Linked DNA regions of Homo sapiens: regions 1 and 2 are each linked to region 3. A link is a contact called in ENCODE Hi-C or POLR2A ChIA-PET data. All regions are on one chromosome and are shown on one strand. Each heading gives the region's core, a stretch centred on a gene start or an enhancer-like site at or near the end of the contact. The rest is flanking DNA. Distances are from core to core; before and after follow the strand shown. Region 1 holds the start of INF2 (inverted formin 2). Region 2 has its middle 6.8 kb from the start of LINC02280. Region 3 holds the start of KLC1 (kinesin light chain 1).

Evidence for each region. Hi-C counts contacts between places; a loop is a spot of excess contacts on that map. ChIA-PET counts read pairs that join two places held with the same protein, here RNA polymerase II (POLR2A). Pooled maps may share reads with other maps.
Region 1: a loop to region 3 is called in a pooled map, with 2.5 times the contacts of the local background. The contact joins the promoter of INF2 here to the promoter of KLC1 in region 3. A Hi-C loop is called at or near these places in 1 of 37 single-sample maps with no recorded cell type and 2 of 50 pooled maps. POLR2A ChIA-PET finds 5 or more read pairs at or near these places in 1 of 52 experiments (BJ).
Region 2: a loop to region 3 is called in a pooled map, with 5 times the contacts of the local background. The contact joins the enhancer-like site here to the promoter of KLC1 in region 3. A Hi-C loop is called at or near these places in 2 of 37 single-sample maps with no recorded cell type and 3 of 50 pooled maps.

The regions. Positions count from the first base shown.
Region 1 is chr14:104,686,756-104,691,547 of GRCh38, reverse strand. It overlaps INF2 (inverted formin 2), which reads right to left and starts at 1,930. Exons shown (of 23, transcript NM_022489.4): 1 at 1,809-1,930. RefSeq lists silencers at 1,417-1,466, 1,557-1,796, 1,817-1,906, 2,007-2,266 and enhancers at 1,959-2,948, 2,949-3,936.
Region 2 is chr14:104,656,556-104,660,993 of GRCh38, reverse strand. No RefSeq gene overlaps it. Among named protein-coding and RNA genes, the nearest start is that of LINC02280, 6.8 kb to the left of the region's middle. RefSeq lists enhancers at 532-1,126, 2,422-2,491, 2,542-2,671, 3,822-3,931, 4,148-4,438 and 1 more. Within about 2 kb of position 3,038, at least 7 of the 41 ENCODE cell types and tissues checked have a DNase peak (open chromatin) inside an H3K27ac peak, as active enhancers do.
Region 3 is chr14:103,626,197-103,630,460 of GRCh38, reverse strand. KLC1 (kinesin light chain 1) reads right to left here and starts at 1,250. Exons shown (of 17, transcript NM_001394837.1): 1 at 967-1,250. LOC105370688 (a long non-coding RNA gene) reads left to right here and starts at 1,318. Exons shown (of 3, transcript XR_944248.2): 1 at 1,318-1,429; 2 at 2,536-2,722; 3 at 2,921-2,959. RefSeq lists silencers at 503-682, 723-772, 863-982, 1,033-1,392, 1,483-1,682 and 1 more and an enhancer at 2,123-2,212.

The DNA.
Region 1 (4,792 bases), core at 681-3,180, 1.1 Mb before region 3:
AATGTGTCCACTGGGCCATGAACCACACACCTATCAGACACCTGCTGTTTGCAAGATGGAGGTAGGGGAGGGGCTGGCAGCAGGGAGTCAGGTCTCATTCCTGACTACAGGGAAATTTGACCTCCAGGCACCAGCAAAAAGCCAGGGGCTTGAGCTTACTTCACTGTCCCCGTCCAGAGCTGGGCCAGCTGCGTCCTGCCCCACACCCACAGGCAGCACCGCATCACTTTCCAGTCACCACCCACCCCTCCCGCAGCCTGCATGAACCGCATAACTTTTCCAACCCAGGAAGTAACTGCACTTTGATGGAAGGCGCAGAGTCTATTTCAGGTAGGAGCTTCCACGTCCCCACATGTGCGGTGTGTGTCATTCGCTTGACAGCCGTCAGCTCCTCCACAAAGTGGGCGCTCACCTGAAGGTTAACTCAGGAGCCCTGGCTGTGGAGGCTACAGTCGCACCTGGCCACTTGGTCCGTCCCCACTAGCGACATCCCCTTTGCCGGGCTGCAGGGCCCATGACAGTCCAGGGATGGGAGGGCAGGGCCTGGGCAGGGCCCACTGCACCAACCTGGCTTTTAGAACAGAAAATTGCTGCTGCCCTGGTAGGGGTGGGAGCAGTGTGAGGTCTCAGACCCCAGGCCTGGAACCCAATGCTACTATTTGCTGCACTGGGGGCTGAGCACCGACACCCCAAAAGCCCCTGGCTGGGTGGCACCCTCGGGGTCTGAGGCACTGCTCTGGGACCCCACCTTCCCAGTGCAGGGCGGCAGGGAGCAGGTCCCAGCCTGAGCTGCTGTCCCACCCTTCAGAGTGCAGATGTGGAAACTGAGGCCGGAAGAGGGCGAGTATCCTGCTCCATTCCAGTGCCAGACGGAGGGGCAGGGCTGGCAGTAAGGGAATTTCCTACGTCCAGCGCCTTCTGGGTGTGCCTGACCTCTGGCCCGGTTCCTGGGTTCCTGGTTCCCTGCCTGGGCAGGGTCTCTGCCTCTCTGCCTCCTGGTGTGTCCAGCTGGAGTGGGCAGTAATGCTGTGGTCACAGCTGAGCTGCGGGAGCCCTGGGTGGGGAGCTTGAGCCCCAGAAGGCCCAGACAGACAGACCACCCCCCACGCCTGTGCTCCCCAGGGGGCATTGGGGACGGTCAGGGACACAGCTGGTCACCCCGCCTTCCCCTCCTTAGTCATGGTCACTCCTGGGGCGACTCCCCAGTTAGAGGGTTGACGGGTGGGTCTGGGGGCGTACAGGGATTGGATCCTACCCCACCCAAAAGGAACAGAGAGCTGTGATGGAGGCTGATTCCCCTAAGCCTGCCAGCGGTTGCGGGGTGGGAAGGGCTCCCTGTGCGCCCACCTGCGCGTGGGCAGCTGGAAGCCAAGCAGTCAGGGTGGGGCCGCAGGCCGGCGCGCACCTCGGGGTGCCACCCGGGCGGCGGACCCGAAGTTGAAGTTTATTTTCCCAACTGTGGCTGATTCATGGTCAGGATGTGGCAGCCGCGAGGCGCGGAAATCCCGCCTGCCCTGGGAGTAGGCCCGGCCGACCCTGGGCCCACCACTCTGCGGCCAGTGCGCGCTCGGGCGGTGCCTCGGCGCGGAGGACCATAGTCCCGAGCGGGGCGCGCGGAGCCGGGGGGGCCAGGGGCGCCCTGGGGTCCCCGCCCGGGAACTGTACCCTGCGCCGCCGGACCGCCCGCCGCCACCTGGGCACACACGCCGCAGCCCGGAACCTCGCTCCTGGACCCAAGCACGCCCCTGCCTCCTCCCGGACTCAGTTTCCCCTGAAGCTCCAAGCGGACCCCGAGGCCAAGGACTTACCCGGTGAGGCAACGGCCAGAGGGCGGTGGTGCGGCCGGCGCTCCGTCCGGGGCCGGGTCAGGGGCTGCGGGCAGCCGGCGCCCACTGCCGCGCTCCGCAAGGCTCGGACGGTGGCTCCTGGCGGGCGCGGGGCGGGCGGGGCGGGCGGGAGGAAGAGGAGGTGCCGCCCCGCCCGTCAGCGGCCACGTGGGGAGCGAGCGCGGGCCGGGGGCGGGGCCTGGGGGGGGAGGTGGGTGGCTGGGGGTGGCCCCGCCCACTGTGGCCGGTCCCTGAGGGCGCTTTAAGGGGTCTCCCCACTCCCGTGAATAACCTGGCCGCCCCCTCGCGGTCCCTGCTGGCCTGGCTCCTGGTGGGCGGAGATGGGGGTGGGACGCGCAGATCGGGGCCGTCTCCCGCCTCAGCCCCCACTGTCCGCCCCGTCCCTGCCCTCCACCGCCTCCCGTCCACCTACACCCCTATCCTCCGGTGGGACTGGCCTCCCAGGCGCCGCTCACCTCTCTCTGCCCCGGCCCGGGACTCCCGTTCCAGCCAGCCGGATCCGGAGTCCCCGCGTTCGGGGATCCCTCAGCAGAGATGGCTCTTCCCAGGCTTTGGGGAGAGAGAGCCTACCCATCAACCAGGCCACCCATGTGGCCTCCTCTCCGCAGCCCTGCCTGACCCCCTTCCACCCTTGATGGGGTCTCGGCGGTCTTGGGCAGCCGCACTTCGCCGGTTGGTGGAGACAGCTGCATGAGGGCCGCGGAGGTGTCGCAATGGGGTGGGTTTTCTCTGCCACCCCTCTGCTGTCCGGCCTCATCTGTCTCCTAGATTGAGGGGGGCACCCATCCCCCCACCGCCGACATTGACCAGCATGGGGCGTGCCCATAGTCGGCTCTGAAAGCCAGCCTGGTTGGATGAGAGCCAGACCCCAGCTCTGGAAGTCCCTTCTGACGTCTGACCCTCAGTCAGAGCTGCAGGAAGCAGCGCACCAGGCCTGGGGTTTGGGGGCCACTGGCAGCTAGAGGGAGGGCAGAGGAAGGCAGGCCTGGGGGAGCCCCCGTGTGACATGTGACAGAGCAGACACAACCCCTGCCCTGAGAACCGGCGCCAGCACTCCCTGTGCGGCCTCAGGCTCGGATATGACTCTGTGGAGCCTCAGTTTCCCCATCTGTAAAATAGAATAAGTACCCGTAAGGGCTGTATGAGGGTCAAGAACATGCGGATAAAGTGTCTCCACTCGGAGTCCTGACATCTCTCTCCGGAGGGCCTGCTGTGTGGGCCGTGGCGGCCAGGGCTCAGGGTGAGGGCGAGGGGAGAGAAAAGGGCTCCTGAATGGCTTCCCAGCCCCGATGCAGCTTCTGCTTTGAGGCCAGCTGCGTGTCCTTTGGCTTTGGTGTGCCTCCGCTCCGGTGGGGATAAGCGCCGAATTGCAGGCTGCGTCTGTCTGCTCCCTGTGCGGACCTTGCCCTGCCCAGCAGCCCCAGCCCCGGAAGTTTGCTGGCTCAGCCCCAGTGCAGGAGCAGCTGCAGGCCACAGCCCCGGGTGTGCCTGAGGAGCCAGCCAAGGCAGGCGCTCACTGGACACCCTCCAACCTGGGCGGCCGCTGCTCCTAGACAGGCACTCTGCAATTCTTGGAATGCACCTGGAAGGCCGGCCTCCGGCCCTCCACACCGGGCTCCAGGGCCCCTTCCAGAGCAGAAGGCCTTCCTGCCCTCCCTCAAGCTGGGCTTTGGGTCTCCTGGTGCACTCCTGGACCCGAACATTGGTGCCTGCCCTGGTACCACCCCACCCTGGAGGGCACGGGCGGGGCTGACTCATCTGCGTTGGGAGCTGATGCCTGGCAGCGGTGCTGGGCAGTGGGTGTGTTTGTTGATCCAGTGAATGGAGGAATGTGAGGAGGTTGGTGGGGAGTGAGCTTTGACCTGCAGCCCCCTCCCCTGTCCACCTGCCTGGGGGAAAGTCAGAGTCCTGAGCCTTACTCAGAGGCTGGAGTAGGAGGTCAGGTGTGGGCGAGGGGTCCACCTTTCCTGCCCTGATGGGGGAGGGAGGCCCAGCGCCCCCAGGGCCGCTCCTGCCTGGGGCTGTCTCCCTTGCACCCAGTCGTGCTTCCGAGCTGCACACCTGGTCCAGAGAGGCCAGCACAGGCCGGAGCAGGGTGAAGAAGGTGGGGTGAATGTGATTTAGTTGGAGAGAGGTTGGAGAAGTCCCTGGGGTCGGCAGGGAGTGCAGAGGAGGGCTTTGGGCCCTGATTAAGAGTGTGTGTCTGTGTGTGTGTGTGTGTATGTGTGTGTGTGTGTGTGGAGTGGAGGCCGAGGTCAGAGGTCTGGGAGGGTGGAAATGTGGACACTGAAAGGGGGTTTTCCGTCAGGCTTGAACCCACCATGCCCGGGGCAGCAGGGTTCAACCCGGCTTGAGCACTGATTTTCTGAGACATACAGAGGCCCCCTCCTCTTCTCCTTCAGTGGCTCACCCTCAACCCTCTGTACCTCCAGCGCTCCCAGACTCCATCCTGGCCCTATTCTGAGCTTGCTTCCTGGCCCTGGGGTTGAAGAGAGGACCGATTTGGCCTCAGAAACACACCACCTGCAGCCACTGCCTGCGGCTTCCGGAGCTGCTTCCTGGAAGCCATGGCCTGCCTGGAGCCTCCCCTCCTGGGTGTCGGTCCTTCCTCGGAGCCGGGTACACAAGTGCCGGCCCCCAGCTGCAGGTACCCAGATGCCTGAGAACAGGGTCGTGCAGGTACAGGCTGGTACTGTGACACACCCAGGCGGAGCCACATGTTCCTGGCCACTGGCACAGAGTGCAAGAGTGGCCCTGCCACTGTAGGCCTGTGGAGAGCTTGCCTCTGCCTCTTGCTGGAAGATTGGGATGAGGGGAGAGCAGGCCTTGGCACCGACAGCTTGAGTTCTGCTAGAAACAGGCAGGCAGGTGTGGGCGTTCTGAGAGAAATCCTCCCAGCCTGATGTTGGCGCCGCCGTGCAGTCAGGACAGCCCTGCATGCAGCA
Region 2 (4,438 bases), core at 1,789-4,288, 1.0 Mb before region 3:
TGTTTGCGCCTACAAAGCCGGGTAACTGAAAGCAGCAGTGGAAGAGGCTGGGCCCGTGGAGGGAGACCCAGGCTGCACGGGGTAGGACGGAGGGCTCTGCCGGGCATTTCCTCCTGGCCCCCCCGGGGAGCTGAGGTGTGCGTAATTAGTACTTGTGCTTGGTGGGGAGGAAGTGAGAGCAGAGGGCGCTGGGCCACTGCTTCTCACTTTCTGGGACCCCAGCATCCCCAGGCAGGAGCGTCCCTGTCCTGGCAGGCAGGTCTTGGGCCTCAGGTCTGAACATCTGAATATCTGTGCAGCCCTGCCAGGGCCCCTCTCGGTCCTGCAGGCTCCTGGCGCTGGCTGGGGCACAGGGAGCCCTGAAGACGCCTGGGGGTCTGTGGGTGCTGCAGGCACCGCTGGCTGGTTATAGTCGCAACAGCCCCCAGGTGGGCAATTTTCCTTCCACTTCACAGTGGAGGAAACGGGTTCTGAGAGGTAGCAGCTTTCCCAAGTGCAGGGGGGTGGGGGCAGGACTTGAACCCAGATCCCTGAGAATCTGAACCCAGGCCTCTGCTCTTGCTCTCCAAGCTTCCAGACAGAGAAGGAGAGTGGGTGGCGACGGCCATCGGGAGGGGCTCCAGACGGAGGACCGGGCAAGTGAGCGCCTGGTGGGCGGCCTGGGGCGGAGGCACCCAGGGAGCCCAAATCGGGGCACCTGGGAGGAGGAAGTTCCCAGAGGACTGCAGACCCTGCAGCTGTGCCTCCGAGGTCAGAACCGCCCACGCCCGCCAGGCAGGACGTGCGGCTCCTGGCCGCAGCTGTCAGGGAGGAAATTCACGTCTCAGCTGAGGTTTAAGAGGCATCTGACCCTCTGCTAAAAATACTCGGGCAGCGTGGGTCCGGTGGAGTTGGCTGTGGGGTGCGTCTGGGTGGGGGTCCCAGCGAGGCCAGAACAGGCGCCAGCGACCTGCAGAGCGGTGCAGTGCGGTGGGGCTTGTGGATGCCGGGCCTGCAGACCAGCTCCATGGGAGAAACTGGGGCGGGGTAGGGAAGGCGCGGTGAGTCGCCGGCCCGCGGAGCCCCCGTTTGTGCCCTCGCTGGCAAACTGTGAAGCCCGTGCAAGGCGGGAGAGGCCGTGGGCTGGCGGGAACCTGGGCGTCCTGGGCTGCCCAGAACGTGCTGCCTCAGTTTACCCAGCTTTACCATGCAGAGGCCAACCTCGCCCCTCCCTTTCTCACCAGTGGTCAGTAAGATTCGGGTGGTGTTGGACATCACCTGAACAGATGTGGAGGTGGAGGGGGGTTGAGGTGTAGGCAGGGGCTGTGGAGCACCCTGGGGGGGCAGGTGTTGGACACTGGGGTCCCGGAATCAGGCCCTGTGATCTCAGGGAGGCTCACCTGGCTTCTGGTTCCCAATCCCCTTCTGGGTGAGTGGACGTGCACCCCTCCCCCAGTGCAGAGGGCTTGTTGGGGTACTCTGCAGGTCTTTTCTCCCCACAGCAGGGGTGGAGTAGGAGAAGGGAAGCTTCGGAGGGAGGGGCTCTGGGCTGGGAAGGAGGGAGGGTCTGAGAAGCAGGGAGCCCTGGGACTGGTTGGGGCGGGTCACTCTGACACGGATCTCACTGTGGAGGGGGTGATGTTGCTGAGACCTGCATGGGTCCGGGCTTCCAGTGGCCCCACCAGAATCCAGGGCCACCAGGGTGGGGGGTGCTGGTGGTTTCTGAGTACCTTCCCACACTGCCCCCATGGCAGACCCCTCCCAGCAGATCCCAAACATTCCCCACTATGCAGGGGAAGGGTGAAGCCACATTCCCCACTACTCAGGGGAAGGGTGGAGCCCCCTTCCTCTGGGACCACCCGCCTGGAGTCACCTCCTCTGGGCCTGCATATCCCTCCCGGGGAGGGACAGAAAGGAAGGTGGCAGCTGGAGGGCTTCCAGAGACCACCGACCAGCACCGGGCAGACAGGAAGACTCTGGAAGTCAAGCTATGACTTTTTTTGAGACAGGGTCTCGCTTTGCCACCCAGGCTGGAGTGCGGTGGTGCGATCTCAGCTCACTGCAACCTCCATCTCCTGGGCTCAAGTGATTCTCCTGCCTCAGCCTCCCAAAGTGCTGGGATTATCTGCATGAGCCACCGCTCCCAGCCTAAAGGGGACATTTTCATTGTCAGTTTCTTAATTTCCACTTTAGAGGGCAGGAAACTAAATCAGCCAGTTTGGTCCAATGGCAGGGGTTTGGGCCCCTTCTGAGGGCAGCCTGCTCTTCAATTGTGGGGGCTGCCTCAGGGGGCCTTTGGTTTCGCATTGATGGGATGGCTGTACCACTCATCTTCCAAACCAGGACAGCTTTGAGAGAGAAACAGGTACCAGTGACGCCAGGACACCAGGGGTGGTGCAGCGCACCTGCAGAGCTGAGCCAGGCTCCGTCGTGGGCGGATGCGCCACCGGCAAAATGCATCTGTTTGTTGCTGCGTCACAAATGACCCTCAGACGTAAATCCCAGAGACCATGCATTTTGCTCCCAAATCTGCAATTTGGGCAGGGCTCAGCAGGACTGTCTCATCTCTGTCCACGTGGCATCAGCCGGGGTGCCCGAGTGGGGGCTGGAGGGCCACCTCTGTCATGGTTCACTCGGCATGGTGGCTGGAGCCCAAGTCAGCCTCCCAGGAGAACAAGATGGAGGTGCGTGGACTCCAGAGCTGTGAAAAGAAAATCCGTAATGGAGATGGTTATGTCAGGGCTATCTAAAAAGGAACTGGGAGGGCAAGAGGAGCTGGACCCCGTCCAACTCGCCAGATAGAATTGATCTGTTGACCTGGGCCGGATCGTGAACCAGCTGCATTTGATTTGAACCATTCACACCGGGCCTGATCACTGGTCTCCTGGAGACAGGCACACCTGACTAGATTGATCATCAGCCAGAGCTGTCCTAAGCTGTTAAGCCCCCACCGTCGGTCATGGACCATGCCAACAGCTTCCGGATGTGTAGACTCACAGCAAACCTTTGTAAGCCCCTGCCCGGCCTCCCCCGCACAGACACGTTTGAGCTCCTTGCTAGATCTGTGTCTCCTGAACCGCAGTTCCTGAGGCCCTCCTTCTCTTTTGTTTCCTGATCTACAGTGTTGGTCTATTTTTTGTCAGTTGACAGAACATAGCCTTGCAAGTCACCCAGTCCCTTTTTTTTTTTTGAGAGAGGGTCTTGCTCTGTTGCCCAGGTTGGAGTGCAGTGGTGCAATCATGGCTCACTACAGCCTTGACCTCCTAGGCTCAAGCGATCCTCCTGCTTCAGCCTTGTGAGTAGCTGGGACTACAGATGTGTGTCACCATGCCTGGCTAATTAAAACAATTTTTTTTTTTTTTGTAGAGAGGGGGGTCTCACTATGTTGCCCAGGCTGGTCTTGAACTCCTCCGCTCAAGTGACCGTCTTGCCTCGGCCTCCCAAAGTGCTGGGATTACAGGCGTGAGCAACTGTAATGCACCAAGCTAACCCAGCTCACTTCTGCTATCCTCTGTCAGCAGAGACCCAAAGGCCTGGCCAGGCTCAAGGGGAGGGGACACAGCCCCTGCCTCTTGACGAGGGAGAGGCAGGGTTAGGAGGGCTTGTGGGATAGGAGATGGCACGGTGGCCATTATGGGACCCAGGCAGCCTCAGGAGGCGTGGGGGATGGCACTGCTCTCACAGGGAACATCTGAGCCCTGCGGGGGCAGGTGCATCTCAGCAGTGCGGGTGTGCACCCGGAGAGATGCTTCTCTGCTCACATGGGTTTGTGCCCGTGCCCTGTCTGCACAGTTTTCTGCAGGCTCTGAAGGAGCAGCCATGCACATGCTTTCTGCTTCCTCTTTCTTGACAGCGCTTGCCTGTGGGTGCCAGGACCCCACATGCTTTTGGTTCCCCTCTGGATGAGTGAGCCCAAGTTACCGTAACAGAAGACCTCAGCCTGGGCAGCTTAGACGATAGACCTTTATTTTCTCACAGCTCTGGAGCCTGGAAGTCCAAGATCAAGGTGCCACCAGTGTCAGAGCTGGTTTCTCATGAAACCTTCTCCCGGCCTTGCTGCGCCCACCTCTGGTGTCTCCTCCTCTTCTTGGAAGGCCACAGCCCTGTTGGATTAGGGCCCACCCTTATGACTTCGTAAAGGTCGTAGTTACCTTCTAAAGACCCTATTTCCAAATCAGTCACATTGGGGGTTGCGGCTTGACATAAGGATTTGGGGGGGCCACACTTCAGTCCATAGCACCCTCCTACCTCCCTGGCTGCCCCACCTCTGCCTCTGTCATCCCCTCCTCTCCCCGAGGAGAGGCCTCCTCTCCGGAGGGGCCGTGCCCCATCTCATCTATGAAGACTGCCCCCCGCCCCCGCTCCCGCGCTGTCTGTGCACCGTCAGCCTCCCACCGCCCTCCACGTCCTCAGAAACACACACTTGATGAGGCTGAAAGAACCGTGACTCTCTCGCCCG
Region 3 (4,264 bases), core at 1-2,500:
CTCAAATTTTTTGTTCTCACATTTTTAAAAAACATCATTTTTGTAAGTATTCCTTTTCAAACGCTTAATATGTAAATTCTTAATTCATTTAAATAATAAAACAGTAACAGGCAGCAACAATTCTAATACAAATATACCTAGAAATGACCTACAAATGTTAAGTTATAAAACCATCCACTCCATCACGCATTAATTTCACTACTTTTACGCTTTATTTTAATTTTCTTAAGGAAAAGGGTACACCCAATTTTACATGGAAAAAGCATTCCAGGACGGAGGCTGCTTCAAGTTTAGTTGGAGCAACGCCAGCCTAGGTGAACAGGGTCGCCTGAAACGTTTCGCATCTGGTTACTGAAAATAAGGGGTCGCCAAGGAGGCAAAGCGGAGCCAGCTCTCGGGAGGGACCCGGCCCCCCGCCGCCCGCGAGAATGACAGGCGCGTCCGCTCAGGGCGGTGCCGGGAGAGGCGGGGGTGGAAGGAAGAGGAGGAATCGGACAAAGCCAGCCCCGCCGGGCCTCCGGCCTCCCCGCCCGCCGCGATCCCGGGGTCAGCCACCTCCCCTGTCGCGGGTTCCCGGGGTCCACAGCTGTCCCCGGGAACGGCCGCCGCCGCCCGCAGCAGGGCCAAGCCGGGGATGCGGGGCCAGGGCGGGGCCCTGGGCAGGGCCGGGGACCGGAACCTGCAGTGGGACGCGGATGGGGAGGACGCGCGGCGCCGGGAGCCGGGGCTGGCAAAAGGGCCGGGGACAAGAACCCGACCTGAACCTGGAAGGGGTCGCGGACCGGCCGGGGCGGTGAACTGGGGCGGGTACCGGGGTGGGAACGGAGAGGGGCCGGGACCCAAACCGGGAAGGAGGCCTGGATGGGGACAGAGTTACGGCCGGGGCGGGTCCGAAGAGGAGCGGGACAGGGACGGGGCGGAGGATGAGGAGGGGGCCGCGGTCCGGGGCGCACGCCGGGGACTCACCGCCTTGCTCCTGAGGGCCGCGCTCTCTCGCGCTGTCAGCACCTGGAGCGCCGCCGGGCGCGCGCGCGGAGCAGCGACTGTGCGCCGAGCCCGCCTCGGCTGTGTGAGGCACGGCGCAGCAGTCACCAGCTAGGGGCGCCGGAGCTACCGCCCCGCAGCATCCTCGGCCACCCACGCGCTGTCCCCTTGGCCGCCGAGCACAGCCCCGCGGCTCCTCGCACCAGCAGCCCAGCCGACCCAGCCAGTCCCGCTCGGCCGCCTGCGCCGCTCCCGCCGCCGAAAATGGCGTCTCAGTGTTGCTCCCCCCGGCGCCCCGCCTCGCCCCGCCCCACAATGCCGCGCGCCGGCATGACGTCATCGCCCCTCGCCCCGCCCGGGGCTGGGGAAACTGAGGCTGGGTGGCTCCCCGCAAGCGCTCGGCGAGCTGGGGACTGGAGGGGCGAGAAAGTTGTTTGGGTATCAGGTGGGCGGTCACAGGGAGGAGGGTGACGGTGCAGGACCCAGCGGGCCTCCCGGTTGTAACGCGGACGGGGGTGGGGCGCTCGGGGCAGGGCGCGGCTCGCGGGGTGGGCGGCCAGGCCCTGGCCTCTCCGACTCCGCAGCCGCGATGACCGAGCGCTTCGGCAGCTTCCCTTCCAGCCGGACTGTGGGCCCTACCAGAATGCGGCCGGGGACGGTGCAGGCCCGGCCGCAGCCGCCACCACTGGGCTCCCGCCCCACCCCACTCCCAGGCCCGCGAGCTTCATGCGCTCGTTTCGGTCCCCCCAAAACCCAGCTAGGAGGCCTTCGGGAGGCCCCGGAATCAGATGATCCCGGCCAGGCCTTTCTCCCTCCTCCAGGAAAACCGACAGCCTTTGGTCGAGACCCTGACCTCTAACCCTGCGCCCTCCCCTTCTCATTATTCCCTCTCCTCGGGGCTTTTGGACCCTCGTATCTGTACGAGGAAACTTTCCAGGCGCTCCCCCTCGACACAAACTGCGCCTCAGACGGGCAAAGGGGAAGGGCCGGGGTGTAGACTGTGAGGGTGGGAGACAACCCCCCTCTGTCCCCACGCAGCCACCGGCGCATCTCCCTGGCTGCAGGGCCTCGACCTCCAGCCCGGCCTGAAGGGCAGCGGAGCGCGCCTGGGTCAAGTCCTGCGGCTTCGCCGGCTCCGCAGGCCTGACTCAGCAGCCAGCCGGGAGGGCATGCTGATTCAATGGGCGAGGCTCCGCTCGCTGCTGCCAGCGGCTTGGGAAAAACCCTCCCAGTGCCTGCAGACGTCCCAAGTGCGGGGCCCGGAGGCATCATTTAACCTGGAGGGGTTCCTGGGCCAGTCCCCCAGCCCCATCTTGTGAACTGCTGTTCCTTTCCGATGTTATCACCCAGCACCAGCAGCCCTTTGTGAACCCTGCAGTTAGGCCCCGCAGTCACCAGAGAAGCAAGTGCTCCTCGGTTTTTCCAGGGAGGTCTGGTTACTTTTATCTCATTTATAAAGACAAAGGGGGAGCTCCTAGGTAACACGGTAGGGTTGGCCCGGGGAGAGGCACTGAGTCAGGGTCAAACAAACTTTCTCCATACCACTTTCAGGTTAGTGATTTCAGCCAGACTGCAGCTTGGATGTCACTAAGTTCAGCCACTGGGCTGGGCACCGCCAAGCATCGACTGCTCATTCTTTCTGTGCCGCTGCGCCCAGTAACTGTCCCCTCTGCTCACCCACAACCCTAGCCAGAAACCTGGGATGCCTGCACCGCTCCCTTACGCCCTACTACAACAGGTGGAAAAGATTCTACTTCCTCAATATTTCTTTGAGTTAGGGTATCTTTGTCACCCTGACTGGAGGGCAGTGGCAATCAGCTCACCGTAACCTCGAACTCCTGGGCTCAAGAGATCCTCTTGCCTCAGCCTCCCAAGTAGCTAGGGACTACAGGTGTGCACCACCACTCCCAGCTAATGTTTTTTAAATTTTTTGCAGAGAGGAGATCTTGCTATGTTGCCCAGACTGATCTCGAACTCCTGGCCACAAGTGATCCTCCCAGCTGGCCTCCCAAAGTGCTGAGATTACAGGTGTGAGCCACCATGCCCGGCCTCTCAGTATTTCTTGAATCCATCTCCACTGCCACCACTTTGTTCTGGCTTTATTACCTTGTTCTTTTATTTCCTCAATAAATATTTGTTGCTCTCCCATGATCCTCATAACAGCCAAGGATGCATAGGTGAACAAGATAGATAAGATCTCTGCTTTCTAAGAGTTTACATTCCAGTGAGGAGAAGTAGGCCATAAACACATAAGGAAATACCGGATCTTGCCGAGATGATGGAACAGGCAGAGATGGAACAAAGATGATGGAACAGGCAGAGTCTAGGTGGTCAGGGGTGAACTCAGAGGCAGGCGGGTGACCTGAGACCCAAATGAGAGGAGGGAGGCAGGCGTTCAAAGCCCCAGGAGAGGCCGGCGAGGTGGCTCACGCCTGTAATCCCAACACTTCAGGAGGCCGAGGCAGGTGGATTGCCTTCAGGAGTTCAAGACCAACCTGGGCAACACAGTGAAACCACATCTCTGCTAAAATACAACAAATTAGCCAGGCGTGGTGGCGCACGTCTGTAGTCCCAGCTACTCGGGAGGCTGAGGCAGGAGAATCGCTTGAACCTGGGAGGCAGAGGTTGCAGTGAGCCAAGATCACACCACTGCACTCAAGCCTGGGCAACAGAGCCACATTCTGTCTCAAAACAAAATAAATAAAAGCCCCAGGAGAGCTCTGAGGGCAGGAGTCCTCAGGCAGGAATGACCCTGGAGTGTTGGGGGAAAGGAGAAAAGGCCAATTCATCCACCAGTGCTGCCACGCATCACTGTCTGCAGCAACTTCAAATTCCTTGGGTTGGTCAACAAGGCCCCCAGGGCCTGGTGCTGCCAACCTCCTGGTCTCCTGTGCTCTGAACACCCTTATCTGTTCCTGAGTTCACCCTGGTCTCTCACATAGCCATGCCCCTGTACATAGTATTCACTGTGCCTAGAATGTTCTCCCTCCCCCATTCCCCCCAGTGCTCCAGGATTCAAATGATCGTCACTTCCTGGGGGAAGCCGCTTCTGACAGCACCTGCCTGGGTCAAGGCCTCCTCTGACCACCCACCTGTCCCTTCCCCAATGTGTAGTATGTGGTCAGCTTACACAGCTGCCTTCTCCTCAGCCTGTAAGCAGAGAACAGGAGGGGCTGGTGTCCTCTTCCCCACAGCCTGCTCAGCACCTGACGCAGCTGCAAGGGCAACCCTCAAGCAAGCATGAGAGGAGGGCTGGGCTGCTGCTTCTCCAGGCTTCCTT